Regions from separate parts of the Homo sapiens genome. Here region 1 is linked to region 2. Evidence: read pairs that join two places in POLR2A ChIA-PET (ENCODE). Cell type or tissue: IMR-90. All regions are shown on one strand. Links, peaks and the distances in the headings refer to the core of each region. The heading gives the core; the rest is flanking DNA.

Evidence for each region. ChIA-PET counts read pairs that join two places held together with the same protein. Peaks named below come from ENCODE experiments on the same cell type or tissue, not always from the same donor. Only the 100,000 strongest peaks of a DNase experiment are listed, where the experiment ranks them.
Region 1: POLR2A ChIA-PET joins it to region 2 with 12 read pairs; 2 of 35 experiments call an interaction of 5 or more read pairs at or near these places.

Annotation. Positions count from the first base shown.
Region 1 is chr4:48,498,459-48,503,801 of GRCh38, reverse strand. It overlaps FRYL (FRY like transcription coactivator), which reads left to right. Exons shown (of 64, transcript NM_015030.2): 61 at 957-974; 62 at 2,069-2,179; 63 at 3,582-3,772; 64 at 4,122-5,343. The coding sequence ends at 4,380. Among named protein-coding and RNA genes, the nearest start is that of ZAR1, 11 kb to the right of the region's middle. In IMR-90, for the core only: no CTCF peak of the experiment used is centred there; no DNase peak of the experiment used is centred there.
Region 2 is chr4:48,358,166-48,363,555 of GRCh38, reverse strand. All of the region lies in intron 1 of SLAIN2 (SLAIN motif family member 2), which reads right to left. Among named protein-coding and RNA genes, the nearest start is that of SLAIN2, 19 kb to the right of the region's middle. In IMR-90, for the core only: no CTCF peak of the experiment used is centred there; a DNase peak (open chromatin) is centred at 2,725; H3K27ac peaks cover 313 bases.

The DNA.
Region 1 (5,343 bases), core at 344-5,343, 140 kb before region 2:
TTGGATGAGCATCCACATAATTTATGGTAAGCAGCATGGAGCTAAAGTTCACCTTTGCTTATTTAGCAAATCCCTTCTAAATTGATAGGAATAAACTTTATGAAAAACAGTCCTTCACAGGAAACTATTTAGAAAAGCAGGCTTAAGAATGACTTTTAGAAGATACATTTACGGTGTAACAATTGTTGTTTTAGTTAGAAGTCATTCTCCTCGTAAGAGACCAGATCCAAGTTGCTGTACATGTTTTCATATAGTTTTTAAGATGGTTCATAAATTTTTACTCTGTGTTTTACATACATTATGTTGATTCAAACCTAGTCGGGTTAAGTTTCTGAAACTTACTGAAGTATATTTGGAATGCAATTTAGAACATGCATCTGCTTTTGATATTCCACCCTGTGGCTCAGCACCAGTTATGGCAAAGTAGGACCTAATTAGACAGTAAAGGATAGGAAGCCTGGAATGAGCCACCCTAGAGATAATCTTTTGATGGTGATGGATAAGTATTTATTATGTACGATTATAAGCCAATTCTTTTCTGAGAAGTAACAGTAATTAATTTGTTTCTTATTTTCTAATCATAAGTTTTCCAGTTTACAAATGGAAGTTTTATTACAGTTGGGTTTTGGTTTTTTTTTTTTTAAACCTGGATAGCCAGATTTACCAAGATCACAATAGTTCAGTTTTATTCATTGTAGCTTTTACACAGAAATAAGTCATAGCCTAAATGTAATTTATTATTTGGCAAAGTGTTTAAAAACACCCTGAATCGTTGCAGTAAATGTCTAAAAAGTTTTATTCTGGAAATAACTTTGTATAATTTTCTTTGGGGTATAAATATATGTTCTTCAGTTTACCTGGAACATCTGTGACCCTAGTTAAAATGATTTCTTACACTAATTCTTGGTCTTTTTCTTCCTTTGTATTTTTTGTGACCTGATCACCTTCTTGCTTAGCAAATGGAAATACTAGCAGTAAGTGACCTGTCTTGATTTATAGACTACTCACCCTTGCCAGACAAACTGGTTTTCATCTGCCATTTGTCCATTTGTGACCCAGCAATGTTTTCTCGTGGACTACTTTACAAGTAGTATGTGCTTCAGTTTTGCAAAGCCCTAATCCATGAAATGTTGGTTCTTTTAAAATAGTGAGATGTTAAAATACATAAAATTAGCAGTCACCTTTTTCTTAAACATATCTCCTCTTAAATTTCTTAATTTAAAAAATCAAAGTGCACAACTTTTTTTTTTTTTTTTGAGATGGAGTCTTGCTCTGTTGCCCAGGCTTGGAGGGCAGTGGCATGATCTCGGCTCACTGCAACCTCTGCCTCCCAGGTTCAAGCGATTCTCCTGCCTCAGCTTCCCCAGTAGCTGGGATTACATACACCCACCACCATGCCCAGCTAATTATTTTTTGTATTTTTAGTAGAGACGGGGTTTCACCACATTGGCCAGGCTGGTTTCAAACTCCTGAGCTCAAGTGATCTGCCCACCTCGGCCTCCCAAAGTGCTAGGATTACAGGTGTGAGCCACCGTGCTCGGCCCACGTTGTTAATTTCATAGTTTCATTTCAATGAGATTACCAAGTGGTTTTCTTTAGAAAAATGACCTCACTTTAAAAGACAGCTTTTCTTACTTTTTAGGTAAGAGGTTATCCGGTTTCACTTTGCTTTATCAAGCATTTGTTGATAAATGCAGTGAGATCTACATCTCAATGAGGGCAAAAGTCTTTGCATTTGTAGATTATTTTAATTATGAATTTAAAGTTTTAAATTCTAATGAATCCTTTTTAAAGTATCCTATTAATTGCCTGCTGAAACAGTCTATTTGTAGAATGTGAAAATGTGCTTAACATTAAAACTGAATTATGTAACCAGCAGTGATATTTGTTTTTATTTTAATCTTAGTCTTTAAAGCATATTTCACGTGCCTTTCATCAGCTTCATACCATATTAACTTCCTTACTGCAGAAAAATAAACGACAAGACAATTTTAACTATAAATTTCCATTGGAAATATGCTGTCTAGAAAATAACACCTAAATTTAATGTAATGTTATTTATTTCTAGGAATTGGAGCTCTGCCGAAGATTATACAAATTGCATTTTCAATTGCTGCTTCTGTTCCAGGCCTACTGTAAACTTATCAACCAAGTAAATACGATAAAAAATGAAGCAGAGGTAAATATTCAGTTGTATTAGGCATCAGTAACTGATTCTAAAAAAATTTTAAAATAAAATCTATTACTTGTTAAAATAGCTTAAGTCAAAAGTCACTTAGAGTGAGTCTTTTTTCTTTTAGTTAAGGAATAATTTGTTTTTTAATGATGTGCTATGTCAGGACCTATGAGTAAATAAGACAGCAGATATCCAGCAGTTGTAAAAGGTTCAAGACCTTAAAGGTTTCCATAGTAGACACAGATCATCTATAATCAAAAGTCAAGTAAAAGCCAGGGATGGTGGCACATACCTATAGTCCTAGTTACTCGAGAGTCTGAGCTGGGATGATGACTTGAGCCCAGGAGTTAGAAGCTGTAGTGAGCTGTGATTGCAGCACTGCACTCCAGCATAGGTGACAGAGCAAGACCCTGTCTCAGAAAATCAAAATAGTCAAACAAAGCACATCAGTTCAATAAAGACATAAAACTGTATCATCAACCCCCCTCCCTCAACATGTTGTTCGTATTTCTATAGCTTTTTTTTTTTTTTTTTTTTTTTGAGGCAGAGTCTCCTTCTTTTGCCCAGGCTGCGGTGCAATGGCATGATCTCAACTCACTGCAACTTCCACCTCCTGGGTTCAAGCAGTTCTCCTGCCTCAGCCTCCCAAGCAGCTGGGACTACCAGTGTGCACCACCACACCCAGCTAACCTTTTTGTATTTTTAGTAGAGACGGGGTTTCACCATGTTGGCCAGGCTGGTCTCAAACTCCTGACCTCAGGTGACCCACTGCCTTGGCCTGCCAAAGTGCTGGGATTACAGGCATAAGCCACCGTGCCCAGCCCACATTGTTACAGTTTTATTAGTGCACACAAGAAAAAACATGTTAAAAAACACTTTGAATGTTGAAAATCAATACATAGCCTCAAAGATGCTAACTTTAGTCTTTTCCCCCCCTTGTCATCTGCTGGTAATAAAACTATCACTGGGGAAATGATTTAATTTCTTAGTCATTAAATCTGTAAAAAGAAATATACATGTATTTATTTTTTATATAAAAATACCCTGGGGTAAATAATCTTTTAAAATCTAAAGACTTTACTGTTATATAGTTTTCATGATCCCCCATAACAGTAAATGTACTTTTACTATCCAAAATGTAGTAATATTAAAACCAATATAGACATTTATTACAACTTGTTGCTTTATCAAGAACATTTAATTTCAAGACTACTATTTGGTGGAATTTATTTGCTCCTACAGAATGGAGTACTTGAAATATTAACTGCCCTTTCTTCCAAGACAAACATTTTAAAATAATCTTTAAGAGCAACAATGCTACTGCCATCAGGTATATTCTTGTAGCCAACTAAATGTTTTTGTTACCAAACATACGAATAGATCCTTAAAGATGTATTTGTTTTAGGTCATCAACATGTCAGAGGAACTTGCCCAACTGGAAAGTATCCTCAAAGAAGCTGAGTCCGCTTCCGAAAACGAAGAAATTGACATTTCCAAAGCTGCACAAACTACTATAGAAACTGCCATTCATTCTTTAATTGAAACTTTGAAAAATAAAGAATTTATATCAGCTGTAGCACAAGTCAAAGCTTTCAGGTAAAACGTGACGGGATTTAAAGGTGATGCCTTTAAATTAGACAGGAAGTTTAGTAATACTAGGTTTTCATTTTCAATTTGCTGTTTCCATATCATGTCTTTGTGAAAGAAAAACATGAGTATTTTTAACAGTTGCCACTGAAATGATACCAATTTTAGATTTCTTTTCACTTTCAGATGGTACTTTGAAAGTGAATTCAGGTGGTACTTTGAGTAATATTTGCTCAAATATTAAAACAGATCATGTTATTCACAAGGAAATGTTGTTGTTACAGGTATTTAACTTAAATTGAGTTAGTCTTAACTATTGCCTAAGTCTCAGAACTGAAAAACTATTGTGTATTTTCAGATCTCTCTGGCCCAGTGATATCTTTGGCAGTTGTGAAGATGACCCTGTACAGACACTGTTACATATATATTTCCATCATCAGACGCTGGGCCAGACAGGAAGCTTTGCAGTTATAGGCTCTAACCTGGACATGTCAGAAGCCAACTACAAACTGATGGAACTTAATCTGGAAATAAGAGAGTCTCTACGCATGGTGCAATCATACCAACTTCTAGCACAGGCCAAACCAATGGGAAATATGGTGAGCACTGGATTCTGAGACACTTCAGGCCTTTAGGAAAGAAACTAAACTGAAGATGATGAAGAATATTAACCAAGCACCTTTTATGGACCCTTGCATTCACTGATAACTTTCTGGCAGCATCTACTTTTTAGTGTAACTAATGTCAAACTGTATCATCAAAAACAAAGATCTGAAAGAAAAAAACATCTGATATTTTAACAGCTGCCAATATCTCCCACAATAACTGCGTGAAGAAGGAATTTTTTAATTACTTAACCTACGTGAAAAGAAAAGGGCTAAAAGTGATGCCTACAAATACATTACTTTCTGGGGAAAGAAAAGAATTCCAAGAATGTTTGCAATAATGGCCTCCAATACTGAAACAACCAAAAGCAGGTGAAATGAGGCTGAAATCAAGGCTGTTTCATTTTAGCTGAAGACCTGCAAAGCTGCTTGGATTTCTAGCAGTTGAAAACCTAACCTGCAATTGATGCTTAATCATCCATCCACATGAACATGCAGTCAGCTATACGCATCAAGACTCGTTTGCAAAAACCATTGATTTTTCAGTATGTGGGATAAGGGTTTGGGTTTTTTTGTTTTTTGGTCTGTATAAGGAATTATGTGTGTGTGAGTTGGGATGTATGGATATGTGATAGTCATATTTTCAAGGTATGGATGTTTGGTGATAACGTCTCAGAGCATGCCTAAAAGAGCACTGCAAGATTATTTTTGAAGAAATGTTATTTTATTAGATCTAACTCTTCATAGTATGTAAATGTTAGAACATTTTAATAATATTTTAAAACTGGGCTTTCCCAGTATTTCAAAAAGAAATAATATATCTGTTAACGTTATTGGAATGCTGCTCAGTTCTCTGATCAGTGCTTATGTTATGATTGTTGATAACTAACCAAAGTAGATGCCTGCAGAGACTTTAAAATGTAAAATAAAGATGTATGCTGCCTGTCAGCTATTCTCATTAGAAAAGTTTTAACT
Region 2 (5,390 bases), core at 329-5,328:
AGCCGCCCCGTCTGGGAGGTGAGGGGCGCCTCTGCCCGGCCGCCCCTACTGGGAAGTGAGGAGCCCCTCTGTCCGGCCAGCCGCCCCGTCCGGGAGGTAGGTGGGGGTGTCAGCCCCCCGCCCGGCCAGCCGCCCCGTCCGGGAGGGAGGTGGGGGGGGGTCAGCCCCCCCGCCCGGCCAGCCGCCCCGTCCGGGAGGTGAGGGGCGCCTCTGCCCGGCCGCCCCTACTGGGAAGTGAGGAGCCCCTCTGCCCGGCCACCACCCCGTCTGGGAGGTGTGCCCAACAGCTCATTGAGAACGGGCCAGGATGACAATGGCGGCTTTGTGGAATAGAAAGGCGGGAAAGGTGGGGAAAAGATTGAGAAATCGGATGGTTGCCGTGTCTGTGTAGAAAGAAGTAGACATGGGAGACTTTTCATTTTATTCTGCACTAAGAAAAATTCCTCTGCCTTGGGATCCTGTTGATCTGTGACCTTACCCCCAACCCTGTGCTCTCTGAAACATGTGCTGTGTCCACTCAGGGTTAAATGGATTAAGGGCGGTGCAAGATGTGCTTTGTTAAACAGATGCTTGAAGGCAGCATGCTCGTTAAGAGTCATCACCAATCCCTAATCTCAAGTAATCAGGGACACAAACACTGCGGAAGGCCGCAGGGTCCTCTGCCTAGGAAAACCAGAGACCTTTGTTCACTTGTTTATCTGCTGACCTTCCCTCCACTATTGTCCCATGACCCTGCCAAATCCCCCTCTGTGAGAAACACCCAAGAATTATCAATAAAAAAATAAATTTAAAAAAAAAAAAAAAAGAATAAAAAAAAAAAAAAGAAATTTAAAAACCAGCCTGGCATGGTGGCTCACACCTATAATCCCAGCACTTTGGGAGGCTGAGGTGGGCGGATCACAAGGTCAGTAGATCGAGACCATCCTGGCTAACACGGTGAAACCCTGTTTCTACTAAAAAAAAAAAAAATGTAGCCGGGCATGGTAGCACGTGCCTGTAGCCCCAGCTACTTGGGAGGCTGAGGCAGGAGAATCGCTTGAACCTAGGAGTCAGAGGTTGTAGTGACCCAAGACTGAGCCACTGCACTCCACCCTGGGCGACAGAACAAGACTCTGTCCAAAAAAAAAAAAAAGAGAGAGAGAAAGGGAGACAGAGACAGAGAGAGAGAGAGAAATAAATAAATTTAAAAACCTTCCCAGAAAGAAAAGTTCAAGTCCACATGTTTTCACATATTAATTCTATCAAATATTAAGGAAATAATGCCAATACCAATCCTACACAAACTCTTTCACAAAAACAGACTTAATGGTAAAAGACCAAATAGTTTCTCCTAAGACTAGGAACAAGATCAAGATGTACACTCTCATACTTTTATTAAATAATATACAGTACAATAAGGCAAGAAAAAAAAAAACTAAAGGCATCCTGATTGAAAAGAAAGAAGTAAAACATGTTTAATCGCAGACATGATCCTGCATATAGAAAATCCATTATAAAACTCTTAAAAAGAAATAATAAATGTGTTCTGCAAGGTCACAAGACACAAGATCAATAAGCAAAAAATTGTATTTCTAAACACTATCAATAAATGACCTGAATATGAAATAGATATAACAATTTCATTTACAACAGCATCAAAAGGAATAAAATACTCAGGAATAAATTTAACACATGAAATGCAAGATGTACACTGCAAACTACAAAACACTGCTGAGAGAAATTAAAAGAAGACATATGAAAAAATACACCATGTTTATAGATCTGAACATAAGACTGACAAGATGTTAACTCCATCAAACTGACCTTTAGAATCAACATATCCCTAGAAAACCTCAGCAGGCATTTTTAGCAGAAATTGACAAGCTGATCCTAAAATTTATATAAAAATGCAAAGGCCAAAGAACGGATAAAACAATTTTGGAAAAAAAAAATCTTTTTAATTTTGCAAATCTCTGGACTTGCCTGCTCTTCAAATTCATCTTGTACACTGCAGCCAGTGTTTTCTAAAACACAAATCTGACTTTATTAGTATTCTTTTGCTAAAAATTCTGTGCCAGTTTCCCTCTGCCCTTAAGATGGAGTTTTTTTCTAAAAATGATCCCCACAGCTCTAGAGACCTAACCAATGATTTAACTGTTGTAGTTCTTCTTTAGCTTCATTTCTCACCTTCCTCCACCACACATATTTAAATAGCAGCCATATGGAATTAATTTCTATTCCTGGAAAGCTCAACACTTTTGCTTCTAGGTCATTTGTGCATGTTGTTCCCCTTGCAACAAGTTTCATTCCACTTTTTTGCTTACCTCACCCTCCCCTGCTCAAGTTCATCCAGCTCTTCTCTATTTTCTATTGGGTATCAGCTTAAATTTCAATTCTTCAGGAAAACCTTCCTGGAACATCTCCAGTAAGATCATATTAAGTGTCTCCACTATGTACAACATTGATGCAAAATGTTTTAAGAAAGAATCTTTGTAGACATTTAGATTGCCCTGTCAAAAAGGAAATTCTATCCCTTACGCCCATTCTAATAAGAGACTATATTTTATTCATTTTTGTCCTGTTTGAATTTTTTGAGTTGGTATTTATAATTTGAAAAGAGACATTTAAAAATGTGTTGGAGGCAATAAAAATGCTACACATGAACTTCAAACATTATGCTAAGTAAAAGAAGCCAGTCACAAAACATCGCAGATTGTATGATACCATTGATATGGAATGTCTAGAATAGGCAAATCTGAGACAAGTTGATCAGTGGTTGCCTGGGGATAGATGAGGGGGTGGAGAGAAGGAATGGGAAATGACTACTAATGAGCACAGGGTTTCTTTTCAGTATGCTGAAAATACTATAAAACTAAATTATGGTGATGGTTGTACTATTCTGTGAATACGTTAAAAACTACTGAACACTGAAAACCACAGTACACTTTATTTCTTATCTATTTATGTTTTTTTTAATTTTTTTTGGAGACAGAGTCTCACTTCATCACCCAAGCTAGAGTGTAGTGGTACAATCTCAGCTCACAGCAACCTCTGTCTCCCAGGTTCAAGTGATTCTCATGCCTCAGGCTCCTGAGTAGCTGGAATTACAAGCGTGCACACCACCATGCTGGCTAATGTTTGTATTTTTGGTAGAGACCAGGTTTTCCCAAGTTGGCAGGCTGGTCTCAAACTCCTGACCTCAAGTAATCCACCCACTTCAGCCTCCCAAAGTGCTGGGATTACAAGCATGAGCCACCCTGCCCAGCCCACAGTACACTTTAAACGTGTGCATTTTATGGTATATAAATAACATCTTGATAAAGCTGTCAAAATGTGATAGGAATAAACTGGCCTTTCAAAATGCCACTTTTTCCCTTAGAACAATCATTACAAGGGAACTAACCACTATTTTTTTTTTTTTTTGAGACAGAGTCTCGCTCTGCCACCCAGGCTGGAATGCAATGGCGCGATCTCAGCTCACTGCAACCTCCGCCTCCCAGGTTCAAGCGATTCTCCTGCCTCAGCCTCCTGAGTAGCTGGGATTATAGGTGCGCACTACCATGCCCAGCTAATTTTTGTATTTTTAGTAGAGACGGGGTTTCACCACGTTGGTCAGGCTGGTCTCGAACTCCTGACCTCGTGATCCACCCACCTCAGCCTCTCAAAGTGCTGGGATTACAGGCGTAAGCCACCGTGCCCGGCCTAACCACTATTAAATACAATTTAAGTATACTGTTAAATACTGAGTTATTAGAAATGTAATTAAGAATAAAGTTATATAAAGCTTACAATAAGAAGTCATATTTTGGCCCATATGTCACACATACCTGTATAATATGGTGATTAAAGACAACTAAGAATATAACTATTTCTTTAAGTGTAATAACTTTCAGTAATATGGAAATGTACAAATATAAGAAATGATAATAACCTCCCTTTCTCTACCAAAATTACACTCCAAAATTATTTACAATTTGGAGTATGTCTCTCCAGACTTTTCTTCACATTGTTAATATATTTCTTCACATAGACATATATTAATAAGTAAATAATGGGGAGAGGAAGGGAGACAGGAGTTACTTTGCTGAATCTGTGGTAACCGCAGTAATCACTTTTCATATTGTAGCCAGCTGAAAGTAGGCTACTGAAGCCAAGGACAAAAATGATTTAAATTTAAGATAAAAATAAAAGTTATATTAAAAGCATTATTGAAATAAATTTCTTTAGATGCAAATTTTTTACAGGCTGAGGAAAATAATCAGACTTTTACTACCCCTAAATCATCCCCCTCTACCTATTCACTGAGTAAGGTACATTCAGTGCAAAAGAACAGACACTGTCTTCACAACGTTCAATGCAGAATCCCCAACACAGACACTTATACATGTTCAAATATTTGGATCTGAATTCACACTGAATAAAAAAGCAATATGAAAAGAGATAAAGGGAGGATACCAAAGTAAATTAAAGTGGCCACTTTGAGATTGTAATTTGTTTCCATTTTAATAATTCTATCATTAAAAAAACTTTAATAAAAGTTTATCTTATTATCTTTAGGCTGGGCGTGGTGGCTCATGCCTGTAATCCCAGCACTTTGGGAGGCTGAGGCAGGCGGATCACCCGAGGTCAGGAGTTCAAGACCAACCTGGCCAACATTGTGAAAATCCATCTCTAGTAAAAATACAAAAATTAGCCAGTCGTGGCTGCGGGAGCCTGTAATCCCAGCTACTCAGGAGGCTGAGGCAGAAGAATCGCTTGAACCCGGGAGGAGGAGGTTGTAGTGAGCTGAGATCACACCATTGCACTCCAGCCTGGACGACAAGAGTGAAACTCCATCTCAAAAAAAAATAAAAATAAATAAAAAAATACAAGTATCTTTGGTTTTACTCACAAGCAAATATAATTTAATAATTCTAAACCATTAGGATACATTGCTTATAATGCTTTAACAAGCTTTGTTGGGCCGCGCGCAGTGGCTCACGCCTGTAATCCCAGCACTCTGGGAGACTGAGGCAGGCGGATCACCTGAGGTCAGGAGTTCGAGACCAGCCTCAACATGGAGAAACCCCATCTCTACTAAAAATACAAAATTAGCCGGGCATGGTGGTGCACGCCTGTAATTTCAGCTACTCGGGAGGCTGAGGCAGGAGAATTGCTTGAACCTGGGAGGCGGAGGTTGTGGTGAGCCAAGATCGCGCCATTGCACTCCAGCATGGGCAACAAGAGTGAAACTCCGTCTCAAAAAAAAAAAAAGCTTTGTTAGTCAATGTAACAGTAATTATTATAATTTATACTGTATCAAATGCTCATTACATGTCAGGCACTGCTTCAGTGTTTTAAATATAGTAACTCTTTCAATCTTCATTACAAAATTATAAGATATGTATTATTATAATCTCCATTCTACAGAT